Linked DNA regions of Homo sapiens: region 1 is linked to region 2. A link is an interaction called in ENCODE POLR2A ChIA-PET data of the cell type or tissue named here. Cell type or tissue: A673. All regions are shown on one strand. Links, peaks and the distances in the headings refer to the core of each region. The heading gives the core; the rest is flanking DNA. Region 1 has its middle 55 kb from the start of NEUROG2-AS1. Region 2 overlaps ALPK1 (alpha kinase 1).

The links. ChIA-PET counts read pairs that join two places held together with the same protein. Peaks named below come from ENCODE experiments on the same cell type or tissue, not always from the same donor. Only the 100,000 strongest peaks of a DNase experiment are listed, where the experiment ranks them.
Region 1: POLR2A ChIA-PET joins it to region 2 with 6 read pairs; 3 of 35 experiments call an interaction of 5 or more read pairs at or near these places.

What each region holds. Positions count from the first base shown.
Region 1 is chr4:112,452,731-112,468,783 of GRCh38, reverse strand. It overlaps the pseudogene TOX4P1. Among named protein-coding and RNA genes, the nearest start is that of NEUROG2-AS1, 55 kb to the left of the region's middle. In A673, for the core only: no CTCF peak of the experiment used is centred there; no DNase peak of the experiment used is centred there.
Region 2 is chr4:112,333,500-112,349,552 of GRCh38, reverse strand. All of the region lies in intron 2 of ALPK1 (alpha kinase 1), which reads right to left. Among named protein-coding and RNA genes, the nearest start is that of ALPK1, 44 kb to the right of the region's middle. In A673, for the core only: no CTCF peak of the experiment used is centred there; a DNase peak (open chromatin) is centred at 9,322; H3K4me3 peaks cover 772 bases; H3K27ac peaks cover 1,761 bases.

The sequences.
Region 1 (16,053 bases), core at 7,622-11,621, 120 kb before region 2:
CAAGGACTTGAAAGACGCAGGGGTGGTGATTCCCACCACATTCCGGTTCAACTCTCCCATTTGGCCTGTGCAGAAGACAGATGGATCTTGGAGAATGACAGTGGATTATCATAAGCTTAACCAAGAGGCAACTCCAATTGCAGCTGCTGTACCAGATGTGGTTTCATTGCTTGAGCAAATTAACACATCTCCTGGTACCTGGTATGCAGCCACTGACTTGGCAAATGTCTTTTTCTCCATTCCTGTCCATAAGACCCACCAGAAGCAATTTGCCTTCAGCTGGCAAAGCCAGCAATATACCTTTACTATCCTACCTCAGGGGTATATCAACTCTCCTGCTTTCTATCATAATTTTATTCAGAGAGACCTTGATCACTTTTTGCTTCCACAAGATATCACTCTAGTTCTTTACATTGATGACATTATGCTGATTGGATCCAGTGAGCAAGAAGTAGCAAATACACTGGACTTATTGGTGAGACATTGCAGTCAGAAGATGGGAAATAAATCCAACTAAAATTCAGGAAACTTCTACCTCAATAAAAGGGGGTCCAGTGTTGTGGGGTCCATTGGTGTGGGCCTGTCAAAATATTCTTTCTAAGGTGAAGGATAAGTTGCTGCATTTGGCCCTCATACAACCAAGAAAGAGGCACAATGCCTAGTGGGCCTATTTGGATTTTTGAGGCAACACATTTTTCATTTGGATGTGTTACTCCAACCCATTTATTGAGCAACCCAAAAGGCTGCCAGTTTTGAGTGGGGTCCAGAACAAGAGAAGGCTCTGCAACAGGTCCAGGCTGCTGTGCAAGCTGCTCTGCCACTTGGGCCATACAACCCAGCATATCCAATGGCGGTTGAGGTGGCAGTGGCAGATAGGGATGCTGTTTGGAGCCTTTGGTAGGACCCCATAGGTGAATCACAGTGGAGGCCTCTAGGATTTTGGAGCAAGGCCCTGCCATCTTCTGCAGATAACTACTCTCCTTTTGAGAGACAGCTTTTGGCCTGTTACTGGGCTTTGGTGAAAACCGAACGTTTGACTATGGGTCATCAAGTCACCATGCAACCTGAACTGCCTATCATGAACTGGATGCTTTCTGATCCACCTAGCCATAAAGTGGGTTGTTCACAGCAGCATTCCATCATCAAATGGAAGTAGCATATACATGATCGGGCTTGAGCAGGTCCTGAAGGCACAAGTAAGTTACATGAAGAAGTGGCTCAAATGCCTGTGGTCTCCGCTCCTGCCTTCTCTTCCCCACCCTGCACCAATGGCCTCATGGTGAGTTCCCTATGATCAGCTGACAGAGGAAGAGAAGACTAGGGCCTGCTTCACAGATGGTTCTGCACGATATGCAGGCAACACCGGAAAGAGGACAGCTGCAGCATTACAGCCTCATTCTAGGACATCCCTGAAGGACAGCAGTGAAGGGAAATCGTCCCAGTGGGTTGAACTTCGAGCAGTGCACCTGGTTGTGCACTTTGCATGGAAGGAGAAATGGCTAGATGTGCAATAATATACTGATTCATGGGCTGTAGCCAATGGTTTGGCTGGATGGTCAGGGACTTGGAAGAAGCATGATTAAAAAATTGATGACAAAGAAATTTGGGGAAGAGGTACATGGATGGACCTTTCTGAGTAGTCAAAAACTGTGAAGATATTTTTATCCCATGTGAATGCTTGCCAACAGGTGACCTCAGCAGAGGAGGATTTTAATAATCAAGTGGATAGGATGACCCGTTCTGTGGACACCACTCAGCCTCTTTCCCCAGCCACCCCTGTCATTGCCCAATGGGCCCATGAAAGAAGTGGCCATGGTGGCAGGGATGGAGGTTATGCATGGGCTCAGCAACATGGGCTTCCACTCACCAAGGCTGACTTGGCTACAGCCACTGTTGAGTGCCCAATTTGCCAGCAGCAGAGACCAACATTGAGCCTCGATATGGCACCATTCCTCAGGGTGATCAGCCATCTATCTGGTGGCAGGTTGATTATATTAGACCTCTCCCATCATGGAAATGGCAGAGGTTTGTCCTCACTGGGATAGACGCTTACCCTGGATATGGGTTTTCCTATCCTGAACACAATGTTTCTGCCAAGACTACCATCCATGGACTCACAGAATGCCTTATCCACCATCATGGTATTCCATACAGCATTGCCTCTGACCAAGGCACTCACTTTATGGCTAAAGCAGTGTGGCAGTGGGCTCATGCTCATGGAATTCACTGGTCTTATCACGTTCCCCATCACCCTGAAACAGCCGGATTGATAGAACAGTGGAATGGCCTTTTGAAGTCACAGTTACAATGCCAACTAGGTGACAGTACTTTACAGGGCTGGGGTAAAGTTCTCCACAAGGCCATGTATGCTCTGAATCAGTGTTCAATATATGATACTGTTTCTCCCATAGCCAGAATTCATTGGTCCAGGAATCAAGGGGTGGAAGTGAAAGTGGCACCACTCAGCAAAACCCCTAGTGATCCACTAGCAAAATTTTTGCTTCCTGTTCCTGTGACATTACATTCTGCTGGCCTAGAGGTCTTACTTCCAGAGGGAGGAATCCTGCCACCAGGAGACATAACAACAATTCCATTAAACTGGAAGTTAAGATGGCCACCTGGACACTCTGGGCTCCTCCTACCTTTAAGTCAACAGGCTAAGAAGAGAGTTACAGTGTTGGCTGGGGTAATTGATGAGGACTATCAAGATGAAATCAGTCCACTATTCCACAATGGATGTAAGGAAGAGTATGCATGGAATGCAGGAGATCCACTAGGGCATCTCTTAGTATTACTATGCCCTGTGATTAAGGTCAATGGGAAACTACAACAGCCCAATCCAGGCAGGACTACAAATGGCCCAGACCCCTCAGGAATGAAGGTTTGGGTCATTCCACCAGGAAAAAAACTACAACCTGCTGAGGTGCTTGCTGAAAGCAAAGGGAATACAGAATGGGCAGTAGAAGAAGGTTGTCATCAATACCAGCTATGACCACGTGACCAGCTGCAGAAATGGGGACTGTGATTGTCATGAGTATTTACTCCTTTTGCCAAAAACATGTTTGTGCATGTATATGCATGTACTAAAAAAATCCTTATTTTGTTTCTTTTTCCTTTATCATGTGACGTAAGATTTATTGATTTTCATATCAGCATTTAAGTATTGTTAACCTTATGTAATAGTATTTGGTTTGGGGATTGGTACGTTTCTGGTTGTACGAAGGATAGTTGTATTTATTGCCTTTATTTGAAGATTATGTATGATCTCAGGAGATGTGTATGGGTTCAGGTTGACAAGGAGTGGACCTGTGATGGTTAATACTGAGTGTCAACTTCTTTGGATTGAAGGATACAAAGTATTGATCCTGGGTGTGTCTGTGAGGGTGTTACCAAAAGAGATTAACCTTAAAGTCAGTGGGCTGGGGAAAGCAGATCCACCCTTAATCTGGTGGGCAAAATCTAATCAGCTGCCAGTGAATATAAAGCAGGCAGAAAAATGTGAAAAGGAGAGACTGGCCTAGCCTCCCAGCCTGCATTTTTCTCCCATGTTGGATGCTTCCTGCCCTCAAACATTGGACCCAAGTTCTTCAGTTTTGCGACAGGCTCCCCTTGCTCCTCAGCTTGCAGACGGCCTGTTGTGGGACCTTGTAATCATGTAAGTTAATACTTAAGAAACTCCCTTTTATATGTGTGTGTGTGTGTGTGTGTATATACGTGTACATATATATGTGTGTGTGTATATATATGTGTACATATATATGTGTGTGTGTATATATATGTGTACATATATATGTGTGTGTGTATATATATATATATACACATGGTTTCCACACAGCATTGCATATATATATATATATATATTTTAGTTCTGTCCCTCTAGGGAACCCTAATACATTCAGTTAACTCTCCCTCCCCTCCACCCACCTCGTGCTTTAAAGCATGCCATTGTCTCCTAATTTATAGTTGCTGACAAGAGGTCTTTTGTAATTTTTGTCTTTTTTCCTCTGTAAGTTATATCTCCTCCACGCTACCCTGTTTCCATGTGTGGCTACTGTGAAGATTTTGTCTTAATATTTGGTTTCAGCAGTTTGACTATGCTATGTCTAGGTGTGGCTTCTTTTGATATTTATATTTTGGGGAGATTTTCTAGGTTTGTTAGATCTGTGAATTTTTGTCTTTTGTTAATTTTGGAAAATTCTCAGAATTTATCTCTTTAAATATTTCCTCTGTTTCATTCTCTATCTTTTCTTCTTCTGGTAATCCAATTGCATATGTTTAGTTATTTTAATATTGCTATGCAGCTTTTGGCAGCTCTTATTCTTTTTTAAAACTCTTTTGGCTCTTTACATTCCAGTTTAAATAATATTTACTGATCTATTTTTTTATTTGACAAATATTTAGTGAGCACCTAACATATAGCAAGAACTATAACTTTCATCCTCTGTATAAGGATTACAACCTTGTACAGAACAGATATAATTTCATTTCCATGGTAGTTACTTTTCAGTTGAGAAATGAAAAGCAATACAACAAATTAAAAAATATATAGACTGGTGAACAAAATAAAGGAAAGAAACAAAAGACTCTTTCTAATGCTAAGAAGAATTAATAAAAAATGAACAAAATAAAAATGCTCAACATGTCATTAAAATACTACCGTGTTTGGACAAAATGAGTATATTCTTTTGTGTTGTAAAAGCCATCCTAACATGTATCCTAGAATTTAAAGTATAATAAAGAAGACATCCTAAGGTCATATTCATTTAAAAAAACTTATTTTAGGTTCAGAGGTATGTGTGCAGGTTTGTTATATAAATAAGTTGCATGTCGCAGGGGTTTGGTGTATAGATTATTTCATCAGCCAGGTAATAGGCATAGTATCCAATAGGTAATCCCTCCTCCCACCTTCCACCCTCAAGTAGGTCCCATGTCTGTTGTTCCCTTCTGTGTGTCCATGTGTACTCAATATTTAGCTCTCACTTAGGAGTGAGAATATGGGGTATTTGGTTTTCTCTTCCTGCATTAGTTCACTTGGGATCATGGCCCCCAGCTCCATCCATGTAGCTGCAAAGAACACGATCTCATTCTTTTTTATGGCTGTATAGTATTCCATGGTATACATGTATTTTCTTTAATCCACCACTGATGGGCACCTAAGTTGGCTTCATGTCTTTGCTATTGTGAGCAGTACTGCGATGAGCATATATGTACATGTGAACATATATATATATATATATATATATATATATATATATATATATATATGAACATATATATGTATTGTGGACATATATGGGATGAGTATATATGTACATGTGTCTTTATGGTAGAACAATTTATATTTTTGGGGGGTATATACCCAATAATGGAATTGCTGGTTCAAATGGTACTTCTTTTTAAGATCTTTGAGAAATTACCACACTGCTTTTCTCAACGGCTGAACTGACTTACATTCCCACCAGCAGTGTATAAACATTCCCGTTTCTCTGGAACCTTTCCAGCATCTGTCATGTTTTTTTACTTTTTAATAATAGCTATTGTGACTGGTATCTTACACCATCTAACAGTATCTCATTGTGGTTTTGATTTACATTTCTCTAACAATTAGTGATGTTGAGCATTTTTTTATATGTTTGTTGACCACATGTATGTCTTATTTTGAAAAGTGTCTGTTCATGTCCCTTGCCCACTTTTTAATGGGGTTGTTTGTTTTTTTAACAACTGGTAAATTTGTTTAAGTTCTTTATAGATTCTGGATATTAGACCTTTATCAGAAGCATAGTTTGCAAATATATTCTTCCACTTTGTAGGTTGTTTACTCCGTTGATAGTTTCTTTTGCTGTGCCAAAGCTCTTTAGTTTGATTTGGTCCCATTTGTAATTTTTTGTTTTTGTTGCAGTTACTTTTGGAGTCTTTGTCATGAAATCTTTGCCGAGGCTGATGTCCAGAATGGTATTTTCTAGGTTATCTAGCAGGTTTTTTTTTTTTTTTTATAGTTTTAGGTTTTACATTTAAGTCTTTAATCCATCTTGAGTTGAATTTTGTATGGTGTAAGAAAGGGGTCCAGCTTCAACCTTCTGCATATGGCTAACAAGTTTTCTCAGCATCATTTATTGAATTGGGAGTTGTATTAGTTTTTTCTCATGCTGCTAATAAAGACATACTTGAAACTAGGTAATTTACAAAGAAAAGAGGTTTAACTGACTCATGGTTCAGCATGGCTGGGGAGGCCTCAGGAAACTTACAATCATGGCAGAAGGCACCTCTTCACAGGGCAGCCAAAGAAAAAATGAGTGCACAGCAAAGGGCAAAGCCCCTTATAAAACCATCAGATCTTGTGAGAACTCAGTCACTATCAGGAGAACAGCATGAGGGAAACCACCTCGTGATTCAATTATCTCCACCTGTCCTGCCCTTGACACGTGGGGATTATTGCAATTCAAAGTGAGATTTGGGTGGGGATACAGAGCCAGATTTGGGTGGGGATACAGATATCAGTAATTTTTCTTCATTGCTTGTTTTTGTAAACTTTGTTGAAGACCAAACGGTTGTAGGGGTGCAGCTTTATTTCTAGGTTTTCTTTTCTATTCCATTGTTCTATGTGTCTGTTTTTATATCAGTACCATGCTGTTTTGGTTACTGTAGCCTTGTAGTATAGTTTGAAGGCAGGTAATGTGATGCCTCCACTCTTTTTCTTTTTGTTTAGAATTGCCTTTGCTATTTGAGCTCTCTTTTGGTTCCACATGAATTTTAAAATAGTTTTTTCCAGTTATGTCAAGAATGTCACTAGTAGTTTGATAGGAATAGTATCGAATCTGTAAATTGCTTTGGGCAATATTGCCATTTTAACAATATTGAGTCTTCCTATCCATGACCATGGAATATTTTTCCATTTGTTTGTGTCTTCTCTGATTTCTTTCAGTAGTGTTTTGTAATTCTCGTTGTAGAGAACTTTGACCTCCCTGGTTAGCTGTATTCCTAGGTATTTCATTCTTTTTGTGGCTATTGTGGATGGGATTGTGTTACTGATTCGTCTCTCATCTTGGACGTTGTTGGTGTATAAAATGCTACAGATTTTTGTACATCGATTTTGTATCCTGAAACTTTGCTGAAGTTGTTTATTAGATCTAGGAGCATTTGGGCACAGACTATGGGATTTTCTATGTATAGATGCATACTGTCTCCAAACATAGATTTTTTTTGACTTCCTCTCTTTCTATTTGGATGCCTTCTTTTTCTTTCTCTTGCCAGATTACTTCGGCTAGGACTTCTAGTACTATGTTAAATAGGAGTGGTGAGAGTGGGCATCCTTGTCTCATTCCAGTTCTCAAGAGGAATGCTTTTAGCTTTTACCCATTCAGTATGATATTGGCTGTGGGTTTGCCATAGATAGCTTTTACTATTTTAATGTATGTTCCTTCAATGCCTAGTTTGTTGAGGGTTTTTAACTTGAAGGGATGTTGAATTTTATTGAAAGCCTTTTCTGCATCGATTGAGATAATCATGTAATTTTTGTTTTTAGTTCTGTTTATGAAATGAATCATATTTATTGATTTACATACATTAAACCAAGCTTGCATCCCAGGGATAAACCCTACTTGATTGTGAGGGCTTAGGTTTTGATCTGGTGCTGCATTCAGTTTGCTGGTATTTTGTTGAGGATTTTTGCATGTATGTTCATCAAGGGTATTGGCCTGAAGTTTTCCTTTTTGCTGTTGTGTCTCTGCCAGGTTTTGGTATCAGGATGATGCCGGTTTCAGAGAATGAGTTAGGAAGGAATCCCTCCTCCTTAATTTTTTGGAATAGTTTCAGTAGGAACAGTATCTGGTCTTCTTTATACATCTGGTAAAATTTGGGTATGAATTCATGTGGTTCTGGGCTTTTTCTGGTTGGTAGGCCTTTTATTTCTGATTCAATTTTGGAACTTATGATTGGTCTGTCCAGGGATTCAATTTTTTCCTGGTTTAATCTTGGGAGGTTGTATGTTTCCAGGAACTTATCCATTTCTTCTAGGTTTTCTAGTTTGTGTGCATAGAGGTGTTCATAGTAGTTTCTGAACTTTTGTTTTGTATTTCTGCGGGGTCAGTGGTGATGTCCCCTTTTTCATTTCTGATTGTGTTTATTTGGATCTCATCTCTTTTTTCTTTATTAGTCTAGCTAGTGGTCTGTGAATCTTATTTATCCTTTCAAATAAGAAACCCCTGGATTCATTGATCTTTTGTATGATTTTTCACATCTCAATTTCCTTCAGTTCAGCTCTCATTTTGGTTACGTCTTGCCTTCTGCTAGCTTTGGAGTTGGTTTGCTCATGTTTCTCTAGCTTCTCTAGGTATGATGTTAGGTTGTTAATTTCATGTCTTCCTAACTTTTTGATGTGGGTGTTTAGTGCTATTAACTTCTCTCTTAACACTACTGTTTTAGCTGTGTCCCAGAGATTCTGGTATGTTGTATCTTTGTTCTAATTGCTTTCAAAGAATTTAATGATTTCTGCCTTAATTTCATTGTTTACCCAAAAGTCATTCAGTAGAAGATCAGTTATTTCCATATAATTGTACAGTTTTGAGTTATTTTCTTAGAATTAATTCCTATTTTTTTTGTACCATGTTCTAAGAGTGTGTTTGGCATGATTTTGGTTTTTTGTTTTAGTTTGCTGAGGGTTGTTTTATGGCGATTATGTGGTCAATTTTATAGCATGTGCCATGTGCAGGTGAGAAGAATGTATATTCTGTTGTTTTTAGTTGGAGAGTTCTATAGATGTCTGTTAGGCCCATTAGGTCAAATGTAGAGTTCAGGCCCTGAATATCTTTGTTAGTTTTCTGCCTTGTACTGATCTATTTTCAAATTCACCAATTCTTCTCTCAGCTGTGTTCAGCCTACTGATAAGCACATATAGTGAAGTCTTCACTGTTGGTATTATGTGTGTATGTGTGTTTATTTATTTCAAGCATTCCCATTTGACTCTTTTAAAAATAGTTTCTGTGTCTTTACTGAACTTCCTGTCTGTTCATGCATGCTGTCCACATTTTCTATTAAATTTCAAAATGAATCAGTGTGATTTTAAAATCTCTGTCTGATACTCTCAACATCTGGGTCATCTCTGAGTCTGGTTCTGTCAATTGCTTTATCTCTTGACAATGGGTTGTTTTTGCATGCTCTTAAAGTCTCCTATTATTTGAGTGAATGCTGGACATCCTTTGTGGAAGAATGACAGAAGCTGAGACAAATAATATTTACACCTGGAAAAGGACATGCATTTTCTTTTGCTTGGCTGTTATGTTGGGCATTGAGTTAGTGTAGGCAGACATACACTGGGTTTGGGTTTTATTGTTGCTCTCATTATCTTCATTGCAGTGCTAGCTCTGAATTTCTTCAGTGGTGGGCTGATGCTTCTTTGTGATTAGAGTGGGGCAGGCCTGAGATAGTGGAGGTTTTCATTTTTGTTTTGTTTTCTTTTTCTCATTGTTCCTGCTCTATCCTCAGCTTTCTTTGCTCCTTTCATATCCATACCATGGTGGTGGCGGGGGAGTCTGTTTCCATGTTCTTTATCCTTCTTCAGTGGTAAAATACTATTGCTTGTTATTGTGGACTAGGTTTATTGTGGGAAGAGGGAATTTTTATTTTCCTAACATAGTTTCAATTTTAGGCAGACTTGCATGCCTGGGTCTCAGAAATGAAGCCTCATCAGTGTTTCTTGCCTACCCTTTCTCCCAGTGTCTGTTGAACTCTGATCTGTGGGTCATTGGGCCATGGATAGAAAACAGTTCTCCCGCCTATTCCCAGAAGTAGCGCACTTCTCCTTATACCAGTGCAGGATCCTGAGGGCAAGAGTTTTCCCTGCTTTTTCCCAGGGCCAGAGGGCCTTTGCTTCTAGTCATCAACTAGAAGCAACAGAATTCTTGCCTTATCTCCAGTAGTTTCAGGCTTTTTCTTTCAGTGACAGAAGGAGCCATGTAGCTGGGTAGAGTTCATATCTCTTCCCCAGGGGCAACTGAAAATTTTCTCTGTGCCTGTACCACTGATGACCTCCTGCATGCCTATTCATCTCTAGATTTTCTCATGAGCCTCTAGTGGAGGGCAGTGAAAACGAGCTAGTAAATTAGGGCAAAATCCTCTTGTGTCTTGGACTGTCAGTTATTTCAAGCGATACTTTAGTCCAAAATTGACTTTTAAGAATCTACTAAACTTTCAGCTGATTTCTTCTAACTGGCTTATATGGTGGCCGTCTCTTTTTTCTATGCTCTGCCAATGGCAAAAGAGTTTGCATGTCCTCTCTCTCATTGAAGGGGCTTGTAATTCTTTGGAATTTAATTTATTTGGTTGCCCCATAACCTGAGCTCTTCAGTGGGTTCATGAAAAGTTTGTGGGTTTTCTGTCTTTTTTCCAATTGCTAGGGTGAGAGCCATTTCTCTTATGATGTTTTACATTCTAAATGAAAGCAGAACTCTAGAAATTTAAACTTGAAATATAGAAAGAATACAATCAAGGAGACTGCATAAATTTTGTTAATGGCAAATCACCAGAGCAAGGATTCACTAGCTCCTGCTGTGAGGTTCCATGTTTGTTTCTGGTCTTGGATTTTCATGTGAAACCACTTTTTTTTTTTTTTTCCCTAGGCTCAAAGCTGAGTACACTCCCGTCATTTTAATAATATTTTAGGCAAGTCCTATGACAATTATACCAACAAGTTTCTTCAACCCCACCACCACTCCTACCATCTCTATACTTTGCTTGCCCATACTCCCTTCACCCTTTCCTCTGCTATTACCACTGGTATTTCTGCTTGTGGTTGTGTAAAAAGCATCTCCAGATTACAGCAAGTTCAGCGGCCCTGCTCCATAGCCTGGCCTCTGCTGAAGGGAGAAAAGGGGGGAAACATGAACGGACATCATGGGCTGTGATCAGGCACTACCAGAAGCCCAGCTTGTGTTTCCAAAACAGGCTCTTAGACATGTTCCCAGCAGATAACTCTTCACTGGCTTGGAGAACAGGAAGGACTATTTCACAAACACCACTGTGTTTGAATTTCTAGAGGCTACCCAGGCCAAGAATACATCCCTGCAGTGCTTCACCACACACTCATTGCTGCAGCATTCATTGTCCCAGTCCTTACTCACAATGGGAGGATTCTCACAACCAGACATCACACATCGAGGCTGGGGTGACAGTGCCACAGGAGACCCACTCACCAATTCAACATCCATCTGAGAAGAAGACTCAACCTCAGGAACTACATCTGTGATCATCTCACAGATGGTCTCAGGAGAAGTTGCCTCCACTGTATGGGCCTCAGGACTATTGTTCATAGGCCGCTCAGGACTACTTTCCACAGTTGGTGGGACTAAGGTAGTCTGCATTTTCAAAGTGAGTGGAGGCACACTCTTGATCTGCAGAGGAGGTAGCTGTTGCTGTAAATTGATTCAAACTTTCTGAGGTGGAGGCTGTTGCATGGCCTGGAGTGGAGGAGGCTGCTGCAGAATGGTAACTTGCTGCTGAGTCAGGGGCTGTGGCATCTGTTATAATGGAGGGGGCTGTAGTCGGGGTGGAGGCAGTTGCATAGAAGCAACAGTAGCAGCTGCTGCTGCTGCCTGCAACACTGACCGAGTGACAATCTGGGCTTGTTGACTGGGCTGGATAGTGGCTGTACTGGTTGGGTCTAGTTGGAGCCCCCAGGAGGTCACCACTGTGGCTAGGATAGCAGTAACCATCCCTCCCTGAGACATAGTAATGGAAGAGGGCAACGTTTGTTTGGTAATAATCAACTTGGTGATATTGGGCTGACCCCCAGCTCCTGAAGATGCCTGGTTTGCCACATAGGATGAAAGGGTGGAGTTAACAACAATGGATGGGGACAGGACAGGGGGCTCTGTTGAAGCTGGTGCTGGAGACGCTGGGTCAACAGTAGCCATAGAAGGTGGAGAAGGAGTTTGTGATGGTGGTGCTGGATCCAATTCCGCTGTTTCCACAGTGGCCTGACACTCCTGGTTGTCTTCGTAAGCAGCCAGTGTCTTCAGATACTCTTTCTTGGCAGCCTCAGTTTTCCTCTTATATATCTGTTTTTGCTCCTCTCCAAGACTATCCCACATGGAGGCCACAATTTTTGAAACCTCACCAAAAGTGGCATTAGGATTCTGTCCCTTGATGGCAGCCCGTGTATCAGGAAAGAATAAAGCATATGCTGAAACTGGTTTCTGAGGTTCATTAGGATCTTTCTTTTTTCTCTTCTTTGGGAACTTCTGCTTTTTCCCTGCTTCCACCACCACTGTCTTCTGGCTGGAAATTTGCCTCCAGAAATCCTCAACACCAACCTCGTGAAGTGAACTAGTAGGTGAAGGGGTGGTTGAAATACGATCTTCAGGTGACTGGGCAGGTGGCAGGATGGTGCCACCCCGTAAGCTCAAACCCAGTTGGAAACTCAGTTCTGACTGATCAGTGGTGGTCAACTGGCTATGCCCCATCAAGTCAGATGTCATGTCTATCATTAGTACATCAATTGTAACAGGTGGGTTGGCACTATACTGAGTTCCTATAGAGTGGTTTAAGTCCATGATCAAGCCTCCACTGAGGAGCCCCCACCTTGCTCCATCAAGCCATGGGTCATGCCCACAGAGCATGTCCAATGTCTGGACCCCATACTGGGCTGAAGCACTGCCATCCTGTGAAGAGGAAGGGTCTGCCAGGTCATCAAAGTGGTCAACCACATCTGAGACAGCCAATGAGGGATCAGAATCCAAAGAGATAGGTGGGATTTCAAATTCTTCATCACCTAAGCTTGGTGTATGGAATGTCTCGGCCCCTGACAGGAAGAGGTGTGACGGCCCTGTGATTGTCAGGTAATTGTCATTTCCTCCGGGAGACTCCATCTTCACACAACTGCTCCTACCATCTCAGACTGTCATCGCTCCCACCGCCCCACTGGACTCGGAACTGTGAGACCACTTCTTGTATCATGTGTATCCTATTTAACTTTCCTTAAACAAGCCTGTGTTCCTTGCATCTAAAAACCTTAAAATGTGTGTGAAACCCAGCATCTCAGAACCAGGAGCGCACCAAACTCACATTATGTGGTAGGCAACACTCTAAAGATGCCCTCCCCCAAGATTCTTATCTGTTGGTTGTTCAAACAGTAATACAGGCACTGCTGTAAAGTCCCAAGTCAGTTAACTTAATTAATTAATAAATTAATAAGTATTAATTAATTAATTAAGACAGAGTCTCTGTTGCCCAGGCTGGAGTGCAGTAGTGCGATCTCAGCTCACTGCAACCTCAGCCTCCTGGGTTCAAGTGATTCTCATGCCTCAGCCTCTCAAGTAGCTGGGATTACAGGCGTGAGCCACCACTCCTGGCTAATTTTTGTATTTCTAGTAGAGACGAGGTTTCACCATGTTGCCAAGGCTGGGCTTGAACTCCTGACCTCAAGGGATCTGCCCGTCTCAGCCTCCCAAAGTACTAGGATTACATGTGTGAGCCACCATGCCTGGTTGAAAGTCAGTTAACTTTAAAATATGGGGATTATCCAGGTGGGCCTGACTCAATTAGCTGACCCCTTTTAAAGCAGAAAGTTTTCTATGACTGGAAGCAGGAGAAGTCAGAGAAATTTGAAGCATGAGAAGGATTTAGTGTGCTGTTGTTGGCCTTGATGCTGGAGGGGTTCCATACAAGGACCACAGAGTGGCTACAAGTAACTGAGACAAACCCAGCTAACAGCCAACAAGGAAACAGCCACCTCAGTTCTACAACCACAAGGAACTGAATTTTACCAACATCAGGAATGAGATTGGAAGATGATCCCAAGCTCCAGAAGAGAACACAGCCAGCTGACAGATTGCTTTTAGGCCTGTGATACCCTGAGCTGAGGTGCCAGTCATACCATCCAGGATTTCTGACCTATGGAACTGTCAGATAACAAACAGGTATTGTTTTAAGCTGCTAAATTTGTGATAATTTATTAGGCAGCAATAGATGACTAATGCATGTTGATTTCAAGTGAATGGGACTCTCTGGAGCTGTGTGAGGCTGCAACCCTTAATGTAAATAATTTTGTGACCATGTGTTATCAGAGTCAAATACGTTTGGAAAACCACATTTTCATAATCAGGATGAAAGGTTAATGATGTTGAGTGGACTTATAGCAGAGACCGATCACAGAAAGCATGGAGGCAACACTATGAAACAAAACTTGAATACTCAAGTGTGGAGGTTAACGATACAGAAAGCAGATTCTATCAGTGAAAATTAAAGCAACTGGCATTCATCTAGGAATTAACCTTAGCTCAAGTGGAAAACACAACTAATATTGCTAACTCTAACTCTGCTTTGGTTTAAAGGATGAAAATATGGTGAATAAATAATGATAAAAAAATAGCAACAACAACCATTGATGAAACATTTACTCTTTGCCAGGCACCGTCCTAGCAAGGTTACATGTGCTCTAATTCTCACAAAAGTTTTGAAGTTGATACTATTAATCGTCTTTTAACCTTTGGGTAGTAGTAATGAAGAATGGTCCTGAGATTAATCAGGAAAGAGATGGGAAACAAAGGCAGCATTTTGGCACAGGAAGTTTAAATGCCTGTTTTAGTTTCATGATGTGCCTTTAATCTTGGAGTCTCAATAATCCTTAGCAGCTCTGGATAAAGGAGGAAACACACTCTTTAATTCATGAAACTCAATGCACTTAAAACACCTGGTTTCTGAGCCAGAACCAGTAAATTAGGCCCTCTTTATCACTTGTTTTAAAAGTAATTCATGCTTTATCTGAAGCATATCATGTAATAATGCATATAATATAGGTTAAAAACATTTACTGATCTTAAAAAATTGGATTACCAGTACATTTGGGTCACATAGTAGTAGAGTACTCCTAGAGATAATGATGCCCTATTCCTAGAGTCTAAGAACAGATGGCAATCAATTTCTCCGGCATTATCTGGTTTACAGATATATAAGAGCGATAAAAATCAACAGTAATAAAATACTGGTAACCATAATTTTCACCAATTTTATTCGTGTACCACAAAAATGATTTAATTTTCTTAATTAAATAAGCACTAAAATAAAAATCATGGAAAAGAAGATGGGCTCAATCTCCCTAAGTGATGGAGCACTCAAGCATTTTTACTTTTTCACTGAGACAAAAACCAAAAGCAAATAACAAACAAACAACAACAAAAAAAACCCTGTCCACCCAGGAGCTAATCCATTTTCCACACTCATTATCATTCAGATGAGTCTTTTGTAAGACAAAGATGTCAGCATAGCTTCTTTCAGTGTCTGAGAACGCCTTTCTTATTTGGATTGTACAAATAAAGAGGACCCTCTGGATCTAATTAAGAGATTTTTCACCTGCCATCCTTCATTCATTCAGTTCACAAACATTTATGGAACACGTGCTATATTCAAGGCACAATGTTAAATACTGTATTACACTAAGAGTTATGCCACAATGGGTCAATCATAAAACCACACTCTTAATTAATCTTGCGATTTTTAATGATTTAATTCTTTCATTCAGCAAGGCCTTATTAACAACCAAGTGCCAGGCTAGGCACTGGGGCTGCCAAAGTGAACTAACAATCTCTGCTTTCATGTGCTCATAATCTAATGGGGGGAGGCAGAGGCATAAACAAGTAATTACTGTGCAATTGAGGTCCTACCGTAAAGGTCTGTGATGGTGTAATGGAGCCTGTATGTGTGTGTGTGTGTGTGTGTGTGTGTTAGTGTTACTAGAGGGGAGTAGTAGAAGAGTCAGAGAAGGTCTTCCTGGGGAGATGACACTTGAAGGACAAGTAATAGTTTCCTAGGGGAGGGAGGATAGAATTTTCCAGGGAATGTAGGAGTGAATATACCAGGTACAGGGAAGGGCTTTGGAAGACATCTGTGGGAAGTCACATCATATCTGGGGAATTGCAGTCACATATGGCTGGGAGGATATGGGACTACCTGGAGATGAGTTGTTTGGAGAGATATGGAATGAGAGAATTATGTTTGAGTATTATTTAGGTCAAGCCAGATGAATTTACCAATATTAGACTATTTTGACAAAAACAGCAATTT
Region 2 (16,053 bases), core at 7,018-11,017:
GCAGGGGTTGGGGCGGTAATAATAGGATCAATCTCACAGTTTTATAAGCATCAACTGAATTAACATATGTAAAACACAAAAAAAATTGCCTAGCACATAGTGAGTGCTTCATAGGTATCAATTATTGCTATCAATAAAGTTTTCAAGAAATTAAATTTTATTTTTTAAGAGGTTATCCAATCTCTCCTAGTTTACTCTGGATTTGGTTTCCTTGTTGGCTTCATTACCATTTAGGTTTTTGAGAAATAAAATTGCTTGACTATGCAAAGTCTTCAGGTTCCTGATATTTTTCCAGTATAAAGTCACGTAATAATAAGTTGATGCAAAAGTAATTGCAGTTTTTGCCACTGGGATTATCTCCTAGATAATTATCTGGATCCATATTCAATTAATGAATAGAAATTCTGTTCAATAATTGAAATGTTATGACCACTTATTAGACTTTTTCAGGGAAAAAGATGTGAATTTCATTTGCTTAAAACAAGACAAAAAAAAAACAAAAACTGCATCCAGCCAACTTGGTTTAATCAGCTGTTTGCCTCCAGGCACTCAGCCTGCCTCTGTCTGAGGTGTCAGAGAAGTGCGCCCTGAAGTGGCTGACAGGAAAGAAGAGCCTCCATCGGATTACAGATCAGACAGAAACACCCACAGCCCCTCATCTTCTCCTTTGCTCCGAGACACACACAAAGCTCTTTATTTATTTTATACTTAAAATGTCAAAGGCGCCTAGGGGTGGGCCTCTGGCCTGGGGATTGGCAGACCACACTCCTGGGCTGACATAATGAAAGTCCACCATGTGGCTGTGTGATTCACACAGCGTGTTCATGTCACCAGCAGCCGATGGGTCTTGGCAGGGAGCCTCCTACTGGCTTGGAAACAAATAGGACTTGCATGTCCTCAAGTGGCAGGGAGATGGTAACGGAGAACCGCCTGGATGTCCGCACACTTTGCAGGCGCAAAGACAGCAAACACCCACATGCCAAGCTATTCACAGAGTGACAACTAAGTACAGGCCAGCAGCAAGGGACTCTGTAAGACAAGCAGTCGACAGTAGGATTCTACTAGTCCTGCCTGATCTTAAGGAGAACAAACTCAAAATGTGTCTGCAAAGAAAAGATAGCACATTTCATTTTTTGTTGACTTACCTCTCGACACCGCGCCTAAGCACCTCATGGCTTGTGCAAAGCACAGAGGCCTTGGTGTAGCTAGCCTTCAGAGACCAACAGACTTGTTTAGAAAACCAGGCCTTCTTCTATTCACTCTATAACTTGCAGTTTTAATGCCCTTAAACTTAAAACTGAAATTCTGAATTTGAGAATCAAGAACTAGATTTCACCAGGCTGATTTGGAAAATGAGCACAGTTTTAGACTTTCAGGATTCTACACTTTCTGTAAGAGTTATGTGACTGAGTGAAATGCGGCTAAGTTGCAGAGCAAATGTGCTCAGAACGCCAATCACCTGGCTTAGGGGATGATTATTGTTTTTGAACCACTCTGCTTACTTTCTTTGGTACCTCTTCAAGCGGAAGAACTCTCATTTTCTCCTTTCTCTAATAAGGAGGATGGCGATCTGAGACTTAGTGTTAATTCTATTCTTTGCTTTTAGCTAATGAAGGAATATTTGCCAGTATAGAGCTAACAGTGTGATACAGGAAATTTTTAAAAAATAAGTAAATCGAAATAGGCAAGTGAAACATATTAGCTTTTACACAGTCTATTACTGGCAAAAAATAATTGCTTGCTTCCTGCTCTTTCCTTAAAGCTTGGCTTTCATAGCTAACTTAGAAGTTTAATGCATCAAATAAGATGCACTGTATCTGTAAACTTCTCAATGGTATTTAAGCATTTACTGAATATCTGTTGTATACATATTTGGTATTTGGAAGGTTACCAGAGAAACAGAAGAGATATTTTCAACCCACAGAAACAACTTCATTCGAGAAGTAAACATAATTATATAATTCAACTTGTAAAAAATTCCAAAGCAACATTCTGACCCACAGGATGAGTTTACTTAAATTTAGGAAAGTTGGAGAATTCATTCCATCCTTCCTACTATTATACTACTTAGAAGAAAAGGTATTTATTATTAGATCTTGACAAAGAAAATTGAATCGGGTTGATGATATGACTTTTATAAGATTACAGTGAGGAAGGTAGCAAGGAATATGGTTCCCATTTGAAGATTAAGTCAAAAGTTCAGTGATTTGTCAAAGTTCAAATAGCAACTCATTAAGATTACGTGCCAGAAGTTAGACATAAGCTTTTAAGGCCACTGTGGTTTTATGTGAGACCACTCTGTGTCCTGCTTTTTGTGGGGAAGAAACTGATCATCATACTGACAAGCAGAAATCATTAGTTTAACAGAATGTTGATTCTATGACAGAAAAGTATATGTAGTTTATTTAAAGACACGACTCTTAGGCTTGATTCTCAAATTTTAAAACACTGAAACAGCTACTGCTATATTTTTCCTGGGGAAAAAGTATCCTAATTTGACCTTATTCGAGCTACAATATAAGTCCAGAGGACCAATGAAGGGGAAGAAAAGAACTGATGAGGTCTAAGTGGTGATTGCATTTATAGATTAATCCTGACAGGAAGCAAATACATCTCCTCCCAGGAGGCCCCAGTGTAGTCAACTGAGAAGTGGGGTCGTTATTTATGAGCACAGTGGACTCTTCCCATTACAATAAACATTTTAATTACTTTAAGTGAAAGATTATTTTTGCTGGTAGGAAGCTTAAAAAGTAAATACTGTACTGTTGTTTGTTTTTCGATGTTGGCTATGTGTGTAATCTTCTATTCTTAAAACTGTTTCACACAGCAATTTGTCTTACCCTGAAATCATAATGGGAAAATAGTATATACTTAAGAAAGCATTTCACATACCAAAACCTGCAATGCCCCACATGGGGAAAGAGTAGGCCAAATGACTGGTTGGCATCATGGACCCAGAGCAATTTCATTTCCATCTGTTTTATATGATGGCCATCCACATACAATTTCATTGACACCAATAAGTTTGGAAAACACTTATCCAAATGAATCAATGAAGATGGAGTAGGAACATAATGATGGTGTGATTTTTATTTTTCAACAAGGTGACACATTCTCATTCTAAAAGTTACTACCACATATCACAAAACGTGTCAACCATATAAATCCACAATGAATGTCGTTAAGAGTCCTCATGAAACTGTTGTGTTATGGAAGCAAAACAACTAATTTGTAATATGAGACTCAAATAATGAATTTCCTTTCTTAAAACTCAAAGTCCCATGATTTCTGACTGATAATATATGATATAATAAATGATATTAAAGAATTAGTGTTAATTTTTAAGGTGGGATAAAAGTAGTGTGGTTATATTTAAAAAGAGTTCATATCAGCTGGACGTGGTGGCTCACACCTGTAATCCCAGCACTTTGGGAAGCCCAGGTGGGCAGATCACCTGAGGTTGGGAGTTCGAGACCAGCCTGATCAACATGGAGAAACCCCATCTCTACTAAAAATACAAAATTAGCCTGGCATGGCAGCGCACGCCTGTAATCCCAGGTACTCAGGAGGCTGAGACAGGAGAATTGCTTGAACCCGGGAGACAAAGGTTGCAGTGAGCCGAGATTGCACCATTGCACTCCAGCCTGGGCAACAAGAGTGAAACTCCAAGAGTTCATATCGTTTAGGGATACATTCTGAAATACTTAGAAATGAAATTATATGGAGTCTGAGATTTGTTTCAAAAGAATTTGAGGCATGGAGCTGGGGAGAAATTAAAGATGTAAATTAGTCAAGGTTGGCTATGGACTATTAAATGTTGAAGCTACATAAGAGTACATGAAGTTTTTACATTGCTCCCTCTACTTTTGTAACAACATATTCGAAATTTTTAATAATAAAAAATTTAAAAATTCTCTTTTGAGGACCCCAACAAAAAGGAATGGTCTTGATGAATTTTGAGAGGCAGCAAGAGACCGTTCTGAAATTATTTGAAATCTCCTCTTCCCTGGTTTAGATAACCAACAAAATTGGGCTTCGGCCTCCCTAATATGACCACTACTCTGCAAAATGAAGCTACTGCTTTATCCAATTCTGTAATTAAGTCCAGATTATGCATATTTGGAGTATCTGCTTACTGTGTTGCCAACAACACATTGTATTTTTAATCAGGGCCCCATTCCACCCACATCCACATCATGTAATGCTTCTAGGTTACTGTGCCTCATTGTCCTGTTAGTATGTACTTAGAAATCACAGCTGAACTTTAATATTATCTTAAGCAAAATACAAACAAAAAGTTAAATGTGGTGCAAAAATAATCATACCATATACTTCAAAGCCATTAGTATGGGTAAATGAGCACTGTCTATAAAAACACGAGAAGCACGCCCCCTATTAACACTGTCTTGGGAAATCAGAGGCTACAACTCTGAATGAGCATGGCAGCCATGCCTACTTTTACCGAAACCAACACACTTCTATTATTCTACTTTCTACAGAATTAAAAAATTAAACAGCTGACAACAAAAATTCTAAACAGTGGGAAAGAAAATCTCCAACTTCATTGATCTTTAAACATTTTTTAAATACGAAAAAGTAGTCTGGTGAGTTGAATGCTTAGAGGTTTTGAACCAAATTAACTAACATTTTAAATCTGTAATTTGCTGTCACAGGTACCACCAAAAGACAAGGTGGAGAGGGAAAATTGCTATTGGTTAAATACTTTCTGTACTTTAGGTGCTATGCTGTGCACCTCAGACACAAAACTTTGTGATATTGGCTTTATGATCCCCACTTTAGAGATGAGAAAGTTGAGGGTCATGGAGGTTAAGTAACTTTCCCAAGGTCACATACTAAACAAGGTGTGTATTCAGAATTTCCAGGAGTCTTTGACCCCATGAATGCTTTTAAAACCATTTGCCTTCCAGCCTACTTACACAGTCCTGAATATTTCAAAATGTATCAATACATTGAAAGATGTAACCCAAGTCCTTTTTAATGCTCTTAGACTTCCAATAAGATAATTCTATGAATTATTTTCTATGTATATATCACATATGTCTTCTTCCAATTTACTGATGAATCAATTTCTACCTAGCCTGATCCAAATTATCAAACTCCATACTTTAACTATACTAGAAAGAGACAGACAAAAAGTCAGAAGTCTAATTCAACTGTTCAGTCCCACTATTTTCACATTGGAAAGATCATTGCTTACAACTGAGCTCTCCCTAGACTTCCACTCGCAGCAGTTCAGGCTGGAACGTGCTCTCCTGTCACACTGTCTTCTCCAAGTGCGAGGGAGTTTTGTCTAGTAAGAGATAATTAAAGACATGGCAGTGCCACTTGCTAGGATTTCACTCTTTCTCTTTTACTTCTTATAAAAGAAGAAACTTCAGTTTAAAGATTAGATTTTTTCCCCGCTTTTCTAAAGCTGGGTATACCAACTGGCATCGGCTGTATTAAAATCAGGAGAAACCTCAATCAAAAAGCCTCTCTCGGAAGGCAGGCTTTCTTGTTAATATGCACCAACATGAAAGGCTTTCTTTTCATCCTATACAACTACAGTGTGTGTAAATTGCAGGGGGCTCATTGGCATAAATCTCGCCTGCGACCTCTGAGGTAAACTGGATTTACATTACTTTCTGACAAGAATTAAATGAAGGCCTTGTGGATATATGAACAGCCTTCTAGGCTGCAACAGATGGGCATGAATGTGCTCCCTAGGAAAACTATCAGTGACATCTGTGTCCTCCAAATTCTGGTGGTCTCAGCCAATTAACGGGGGTAGGGGGGAGAAGGGGGGGAAAGGGTGGGGGTTGGGAGGCCACAGCACAACCCCCAGCCAAAACCCAGGCAGAAGTGTTTGTGTTTGGAGATGGGATCAGGCTGGCCTGCAGCAGCGAGGTTAGCACTTTATTGTTATCATTCAAATGGAGAATGTGGCTTACAAGCTATTTGTATACCACAGCGAGGATAATATGATTTTTCTCATTTGACCGGAGGAGATGGCCCTCTCTTGCAGCTGATATCATATTTCAGTGCATTCTCTTTGAGACGGGTATTTACTTTTGTCTCTTCCGAGGCAGGCTGAGGGTGTTGCTGTCTGCCAGTTTCTGTAGTGCATTCACTAGTCACAAAGCAGGTGAACTCTAAGACGACACAGAGATCTTTCCCCAAAACACTCTCCTTCATAGTCTACTTCTTTCTTTCTTCAAAATGGCATTTACTGATTTCACCAAAAATTAAAAAATAATCAAAATCAAGGTTTTCTAGTTAAAACGAAGTCAAGAGAAATGACATCAGATATCTTGAATGAAGTGGTGGAGGAGTCCTTCAAAGGATACGATGAACCGTGAACCCCACTGTCTGAATTTACCAGGTCTCAGCACGTCAGTCCCTGTGTGTTTAATGTGCAGGCAGGAGGAAAACTGGAGAAGCCAGGACAGAAGATAAGATTCCTCTCTGGCCCCTCTCCTTTGCTGCAATCTCTTGGCCCACTTGCTTGGACTGTGTAGGGCAGGAGACCAGGACTGGGGAGCTGAAGGGATGGAAGGGGAGAGAAGAACTAACATTTACTTGTTCTGTACCAGGAGGAATCAGGAGAAGCGTATGTAGGTATTCCAGGTCCCATGTATTCTGGGCCCCAGCAATAAGAGCAGAGGCTTTGGATCTAAAGTACCCAAGTCTGAATTCTAGCTCTAACATTTACTGGAATATGAGAGAATGGGCAAGTTGCTTAATGTCTTTGTGTCTCACTTTCTCATCTGTAAAATTGAGCTAACAATTGTATCTACTTCTTAGTAAGGATAAAAGTACATGACATATAGAAAATGCTGGCTGTTTTTATCCAGAATTTACTGTGGATTGAAGGTCCATGGATAGAGTCCTAGACCTCTAAACTAGTTAGGCAAAATGAAAGGCATTGTGTTATACTAGCTTTTGAAAATTCAGAAAAGTGATTTTTCAAAAGAAGCAATTGTCATTGCTTTTAGGAGCCTGAGGTCATGCTTTAAAATTACATATTTTCTTTAATATATAAGATTTTGAAATTCTTTGCTAAAATAGTAAATATCAAAAGCATCTAGATCATTCTAAATTATAAAGTAGACTATCAAGAGGCAAGTAACATAACATTTAGACCAAAAAAATGAAATTAAGGTGTTTATTTTCACCTCCTTTTCCTAATTGCAGGAGTGGAAATGAGTAGCTTGTTCTGTCCTAAATTGGTTATTACATGTGAAGTTTTAGGAGACAATTGCTAATCATGATAGTTTGGATGTAAACTGTACACCCCTTTGTCCTAGGTGTTGTTTAAAACATAGTAATTCCACACAACCATTGTGTACAACAGCAACAACAACAAAAGGAGGACAAGTGGACCTTCTAAACAAGTGGCCTACTGTCTAAGCCATAAATGCTCATAGTGCTATTTTTAAAGTACATTTTCACACAGGAATTCTTATTCTCTTCTTCTCTGTATGATTTTTTTAATGATTCAATTCTAAGAACTTTGGCAAGCTGAGTTTCAGCACAATGTAAGCTTGCTTCTAGAGGAAGTCAAATTGTTGGTCAACAAAGAAGTCTCTTGCTCTTTCTCCACAGAACTCCTGCGCTGGCTGGAGAAACCTGTGGCCTCAAAGGTGAGGGTGAAAGCAACTGTAGGCACAATTTTTGTACACGCTATGACTTATTATGCTGTAATACCAAACGTAATTTTGTCTTATTCTCTTGGCACCGATATCATTATGTTGAGCAATAAATAGAAGAGAAGCCTTTGTCCACACAGGGATTCAGAAAAGAATCAACACTAAACAAAAGCACCTGTTGTTTCGTTCTTGTAATGACCTCAGAAGTGACCAGTTGGCTGCATTCACCCCACACTCCTCCTTAGGCTTTGCCCAACACTACCATCTCGCACATCATTATTGGACGTAAAAGGAGAATAATTGAGGAGAAGATCAATAAATTTAAAAGCTCTTTAAAAAAAGACATAATGAATTTGGTACAGCACATATTTTTAGATCAAAGATGGCTTTGAAGTGACAAAACCCTAATCTATATACTACTGAAGCACTTCCTTTCTCTCCCAAACTGCCTGTTGTCAAATAAAATGGAAGTTAAGGAAATTATCTTTATCTGAAAATGGCCAAAAGAAGCCATCACCTAATGACAGCCTTGTCACAAGCGACAATTGGGGAAATTGTCAGGAAGGCAAGGCCTAACGAGCAGCAGAGTGGGCTTGCTGTTTGCACTAATCTGGCCATGCAGCCCCCACACACAATCCCAGTCAGCTTGCTGTGTGAAACAGCTAAGGCTTTGTCAGTGTTAACAGGGACTGGAAAGAACACGCTTTCATGAATATGTATTACCATCCCTCTATGTCTACAGAGACAAACCCTTCAAAACTGAGATATAAAACACACACGCACACAGACACACACACCACCGACCAACAAAAACCAAGAGAACCTAAGCTACTTGGTTGAGTGTAGGGAAATGCTAGTAACTAAGCACCCAGTTCCATGTGTTTGCTGGGATCTTTATTTCCCAGCAATTGAGATAAAATCTTTAGGGGGCTTTCAATCTTTGGGAACCACGTGCGTGAATTCAAAGATGCTACACATCATTACATGGACTGCAAATCACACATCTTACAGTGAATTCACTTTCCTAATACCAAATGCGTTCTGAAATTCTAATACTAAAATGAAAATAACTTTGATATCTTAACTAAGTGCATGTGCAGTTTTAAAAAACTGATCAAATCTCATACCGACTTCCTATGAAGTAGTAAAAGCACTATGTGGAAAATTATGAAGATGTAGCATTTCCCAACATTGAGTAGAAGGACATTGCTCACGCACAAAGTGGAAATCACAAATAAGAAATTTTCAGGTGAAAAGGGTTGAGGGGGGAATCTACTCTGTAAGCCCTTTGTAATCTTAATAACAGTGTTTAAGAAAATCCATATTATGTGTATTTTTTTCTTCAGAGATAAATGATTTTACATCCACCCAAGGGCATAGATCTAGTAAGAGATTTTTGAGTGACTGAAATTACTTTTTCTAATAACATTGAAATTTAATTTAAGTATAAATACGTATGTGTATGCATTTAACTTCACTTTTTTTTAGAAGCAGATACATAGGACAGAAAAGTATAAGGTTATTTCTTTTTTACTTTTTTCTGATGTAATAAAGTTTGGTTTCCCACCGTGCAAGAGACAAAGCTCAGTTTTGAAGGTTTTCTATATTACGCAATGTTTGCCGTAGACATTTACATTTCATTAGCATATTCTGCTCTACATGAAATCCAGCATTGAATGCTCCCAGCGCACTAAGGCTAATCCTCTTTAAAGAGCTACAGGCTATATTACATGTGGCCACAGCAGCAGTCTTGCCATCGCTGCATCACTTTGAAGACGATGAACAGAGTTCTCTTGTGTGTCTGTCCATACCCAGACTCATAAACCACTGCTTTCTGTGCTGTGAAATCCTTCTGTTTTCATCAGGGAGAATTACAAGGAGGCCGAAATCCAAGTTACCATTCTGAAAGCTGGACTGCACTTGAAGAGACGATATTATGCTGATTTCACTTTTTCCTAAGTGTCTATCCACAATCTTTTCAACTAAGATTAAAATGAACTATAACCAAGTATTTTTGGTCCTTTGATTAGGATCAAGTGCTAACCACACCTTCTGTCTAGGGAATCTGATCCTGGATAATCAAGAGAAAGAGATTCAGTGATGTCACAGTTTTGCAGGGCAGCATTAAACATTTAGATGCAGTAATTTCTAGGTAGCTCACTTTTTCATAGACAAAGACAACTCAGCTGACTATATCCAACTGAGCTGCCAATAGATGATGCAGTGATTCAATTTCAACAAAGTATGGCAAACTAAAAATTATACAACATTGCAGAAAATGTATTTTTTTAGTTAAAACAAAGGAAAATTAGTGAAGTCTATATTCTACTGATGACATTCCTTTAATAATGTTTAAATTATTTTTTTAAAAGAAAAGTGTTATAAAGAAGACTGATTTTGTTTTTCTTATCTTGTAGTTAACTAATCTATAAACAAATAATTGGTTTATAAATTATTCGTAATATTGAAAATAATTATTGTGTAAAAATTGCTATTGAAGATGTCTGTTACACTATCTAATGTTATTTTACTTAAAGCCCCACATAGTAAATTGTCCTATGATATCAAAGCAAGAGACATTTTGATTTTTATGCCAAAGAAATATATTTCTTCTTATTTGATTATGGACACCGGAACCTCATCATATTATCCCTTTTTGCTTTTACTCCCAGGAAACTCAGAGCCAGGATTTGTGCTCAGATCCAGGGTTGTCCCTCATTTGGATAACCTTGTACAAACTGTCTAACCCACACCTTTCATTATTTGGTCCATCTTCTTTACCCTTGACTTAAGAGTTCTGGACACACCTGTGTCTCTCATTGTGGGTAATTTCAAATATTTTTGAAGATGCATGCAGAGTAAAGAACATTTCTCAGTAGTGCTTCTTATTTAAAGTAGCCATTTTCTTCACAAGCATATGCTAGAGAGGCTTTACAGCACAGTGGAAGGAACTCTGAGTTTGGTGTTAAATGGGTTTGCCCACTACGTAGCAGGTAGTTTTTGCCTGCTCTCCTGAGGTGACCATGAGGTAGGTGACCAGTTATAATTGTATCTCTGTTCCTGTGAACCACTTTGGCACTTTCAGAAATTAAATGAAAACTTTGCTAGTAGTTGTCATGCCATCTTCCTTTAATGCTGGCAATATCTATATTCACGCTGAAATTTATTTATAGTTAATGTAATTCTCTGCTTGTTCTTACATTCCACTCACTTCCAAGGTAAAACATACTCTGAAAGACCTTATGACTTTATTTGCAGCCTTCCAGACACTAGCAAATACCTTTCCCAAGTGGTATGCATTTTTCTATGCCTGCACCACTTTGAAACTTATTAAGCATCTTTTCTGTAGGCTTTTCCTCTTATCCGTTACATATATTTTTTTCGATTGTCTGTTTAGTATCACTTTCTAATTTAAACAAGGTAAAAAAAGTATAGACTTTTCCTCTTATCCCTTATATACATTTTTTCTGATTGTCTGTTTAGTATCACTTTCTAATTTAAACAAGGTAGAAAAAAAGTATAGAAAAAAACTCTATGCTTTTTGGGTAGATTTACAATTATTCAAGATATTTTACTCAAAAACAGTTTTCCTAGGGGAAAAAACATTGAGAATGAATACACTTAAAAATTAAAATGACGGCCGGGCGCGGTGGCTCACGCCTGAATTCTAGCACTTGGGGAGGCCAAAGTGGGTGGATCACCTGAAGTCAGGAGTTCGAGACTGGCCTGGCCAACATGGCAAAACCCCGTCTCTACTAAAAATACAAAAATTAGCTGGGCATGGTGGCGTGCGTCTGTAATCCCAGCTACTCAGGAAGCTGAGGTAGGAGAATGGCTCGAACATGGGAGGCAGAGGTTTCAGTGGGCCGAGATCATGCCATTGCACTCCAGCCTGGGCGACAGAGTGATACTCCCTCTCAAAAGAAAAATGACATAAAATAGTTTATTAATCAAAATTATTTAAAAAGTTATTAGCAAACCATTCGGCTTTTATGCAAAATAAACATATATTTAAACTTATTACTGAACATCTCTGAAAATTCACAGTATAGTAGGCTTAAGAGATGCTTCACAAATCCTCAAAAGGAAAAAATTATTTGACCACAACTCATAAAAGCTCTAAATTATTAATTTAAAATTAAATTTTTTTATTGAGCCACTTGGAAATTTCTTTCTTTCCTTTCCTTTCCTTTTCTTTCTAAAAACACAGTCTTACTCTGTTGCCTAGGCTGGAATGGAGTGGCATGATTGTAGCTCACTGTGGCCTCTAACTCCTGGCTCAAATGATCCTCCCACTTCAGCCTCTCAAGTAGCTAGGACTACAGGCATATGCCACCATGCCTGGCTCATTTTTATTTTTAAAATTTTTTTTGTAGAGATGGAGTCTCACTACTGTTGCCCAGGCTGTCTCAAAGTCCTGACCTCAAGCAATTCTCTTGCCTCAGCCTCCCAAAATGCTGGGCTTACAAGTTTGAGTCACTGCACCCAGCCCAACACTTGGAAGTTCCAATAGCACTCAGAAACCATCTTATTGTCATTTTCCAATACATTTCCAGACTTAATGCCACCAAAACTATGTTTAGATGAAAATTTATAGCTTTATAATCTTTAATAATAAAAGCGAAGAAGTATAAAATGTGCTTTTATTTCAAAGAAGTAAAAAGAGAGACAAACTAAAACTTGGGAAGTTGGGGGAATGCATAAACATATATATTTTTTAAATAATGATTTATAAAAAGTAGATAAATTTAAAAATCTTGTTGTTTAAAAAGTCAGTAAAGTGGCTTTCAGGAAAATCTAATAAAAAAAGGACTCTTTTCAGAATGGGAAAAGGAATAAAAACAGTATTATGATTAAGACTTTAGAAGTATAATAAACTATGATGTACAAATCCAATTTTAAAACATGAAAACTTATATGAACTACATTTTCTAGAACAATTTTTAATAGATGATTAAGACTGGTTGAAGAAAAAAAAAATTTCTAGTTAAGAATAAGTGGAAAAATTTGCCTATTATTTCCAAGAATGGTACCAGATTCAGATGTGGTTGTAGTCTAGTTCCACCAAATTCTTTGGAAATGTGTAATTTCTAGGATATTTAGATTATATAGCTAATAGAAAAATATAAAAGACATTCCTAGTTCATTTTATAAGGCCAGCATAACACTATTATTAATACCTGACCAAGACCATGAACAAAAAAGATAACTATAGAAGACGCTGTTGTTGCCCATCCATAGCTCCAAAATATTAACTGCCAAGTACATATTTAATAAGAAATGGATTCAAGCTATTTAAGAGGGAAGAAAACTTTAATTATACCCTTAAAATGGTTAAATTTTATGATATGTGAATTTTAGCATCTTCCATAAAGATGCTAAAAATTATATTCAGCTAAATTTCATTCATTAATTTTTGGTCATCTCTATTTACAAAAGAGGCAAATGGCCCAAAGAGATTGAGCAACTTGCTTACAGTTAAAACTTTTTTTTTCAACAGGAAAATTAATATTTCCAAATGTAGTTTCTGTAGGTCTGTCTTCCCTGGATTTAACACTAAGTGACATCTGTCTGAATCTCATTTTACCCATTATTTTAATGAATCTACTTTCCATTGCCCAGGGTACTTCCTCACCTATCTCCACTGTGTGTGGCTGCTCATTTGATTACTTTTCTGCTGGGATCACTAGGTCTGAAAAGAGCAAGTGAAAACCTACACTTTGATTCATTCCCCTGTTCACTCATTCATTCAGATAGTCAACAAATATTTATTGGGTACCTACTATGTGCCAGACATTATTGTAGGTACTAGGGATATAGCAGTAAACAAAAGTAGATTTAATCGTTTTGAGAGGTAGACTCCAGCCAAGGGCATGGATTGGTTGGTTGGTTGGTTGGTTGGTTTTACGTTCATTTATTTTTTCAGAATGCAAAGCCCCATGAAAGATTCATGACAGAGAACTTACATGCTATAAAAAATAAGCACTTCCCATATCCATTCAGATTGAATAAAAATCCCAAGAACGCAAGGGATGAATCAGAGCTGTTGAACTGTGATCCCTCTGTGAAAGCCCTGCACCTGTCCTCCTCAGGAGAAGTCCAAGAAAGCCAAGAATTAATGAGGAAGACCCTTTATTACTGGAATCTGCCTAGATTTAACTAGGTCAAGCTTTCCCTTATTCAGATGAAATGGCATTTTGAGATAGAGATTATACTGTCATTGAAAAATATAAAGAGTTATATTTTTTGCCTCCAGATTATGTGGCTTGAATATATTATATCCATTATGCAGCTCTCTCAAAGCTGGTACTCAGAAACTCACCCCACACAGATATTAGTCCCTGTCCTGCCACATTCCCTCAAACAGGATTCCAGTGAGCTTGTTCATTTCTATCCCAAGATGGCTCCAGCTTCTACTTCCTGCTAAGAACATCCAATACTACAAGAGGACAGGAATCCAACCATCCTCCCACAAAGGCATTCATATCTACCTTTTGCAAAATGAAAAGAACCTTGATCATCTGGCTTACCTTGTTCTTTAGAAAAGACTACAGCTCAATGATTAGAATCACAATAAGTGCCCAAAAGCAAATGACTGCATTTCCCTGACTCAAAAAGTATCTTTTTTTTTTTTTTTTTTTAGACAGATTTTCACTCTTGTTGCCCAGGCTGGAGGCTGGAGTGCAATGGCACGATCTTGACTCACCGCAACCTCCGCCTGCCGGATTCAAGCGATTCTCCTGCCTCAGCCTCCCAAGTGCCAGGGATTACAGGCATGTGCCACCACGCCTGGCTAGTTTGTGTTTTTAGTAGAGATGGGGTTTCTTCATGTTGGTTAGGCTGGTCTCAAACTCCTGACCTCAGGTGATCCGCCCTCCTCGGCCTCCCAAGTGCTGGGATTACAGGCATGAGCCACTGTGCCCTGTTTAAAAAAGGATCTTAACATAGGTACTGTGAACCCCTGGAATGTGGTAGGTTGGCAAAAGCTAATCCAAGACCTTTGTTATCCAATTTTCCTTTCTGGCTCTAGCAGTAACTGTATATGGGCAACAATGATCATACAAAACAAAGTAGCCCAGGATTTTTTTTCTCATCCAGCTTCCAGCAGAATAATTAGATCCAAAAGAATCCTATAGTACAAGGATTTGGGTCCAACATTAGAAGAGCCTCTGAGTTACCTAGTTTAAAATAATAGGTAAAATTCCTCCTTATTGTGACTTTCCCCTATATCCCCTGGGATATACATGCCCTACTAATATGCCAAGACTCCTATATAAGAACTAAGCTTTAAAACCACCTTAAAACTTTAAAACCACCTTAAAATTTGATATCCCCATAGTATACACTATCCTAAACAATATTATTTAGATTCTTGCCGTATTAACTTGGCCCTGAACAAAGCTTCATTTATTGGCAGTATGGACAGGGAAAACTGCCTTTCTTTTCTTTTCTTTTCTTTTTTTTTTTTTTTGAGGCAGAGTCTTCCTCTGTCACCCAGGCTGGAGTGCAGTGGTGAAATCTTGGCTCATTGCAATCTCCACCTCCCAGGTTCAAGCGATTCTTATGGCTCAGCCTCCCAAGTAGCTAGGACTACAGGCGCATGCCACCACACCTGGCTAATTTTTGTATTTTTAGTAGAAATGGGGTTTCACCATGTTGTCCAGGTTGGTCTTGAACTCTTGACCTCAAGTGATCTGCCTGCCTTGGCTTCCCAAAGTGCTGGGATTACAGGCGTGAGCCACTGAGCCTGGCCTGGAAAACTGTTTTTCTTCAGGAAATTTGTGATATGCATCTAAAGCATGCTTTAGAGGGAAATTTGTTCTGTATCTTGATGAGGGTGTTCGTTACACAGTACTATACATTTGTAAAAATTATAAAATAAAGAACAAACAATACATCAGTGTTGCTCTATGTTAAGTTAAAAAATAAATAAAAATAAAGCCTATTTATGCTGTTTACCAAAAAAAAACACAAAAAACAAAACCAAACAAACAAAAAACAAAAGCAAAAGGAAAAGAAAAAGCATTAAGAAGCTTCGTGCTTCTCTTAGAGAGGCTGTGGGGCAGAAGTGTCTAAATATCAGAAGGAGAGTCTAACCAAGTTACACCTACACGAGAATGGGCTTACACACCAATAGAATTGTAGAATTTTTTTTCTAATTTATGTCAACAGAAACTAGTGGAATATGTGTGAAAATGGATTCTTAAGTGCTAAATGAAGGAAGAAGAAAGGAATATAGCTCCTTTGGGTCAAACATTAATGTGGGTTCATCTACCAGAGACTCTGGTAAATGCGCTAGTTCTGGTAGGTGAGATTGGTTATGACCATTTGTTCAGTTGGTTGGCTGGTACCTGGACTCAGTGGTGGCCTACACTAAAGGAAGTCAAGCTGTTAGAAATTAGTA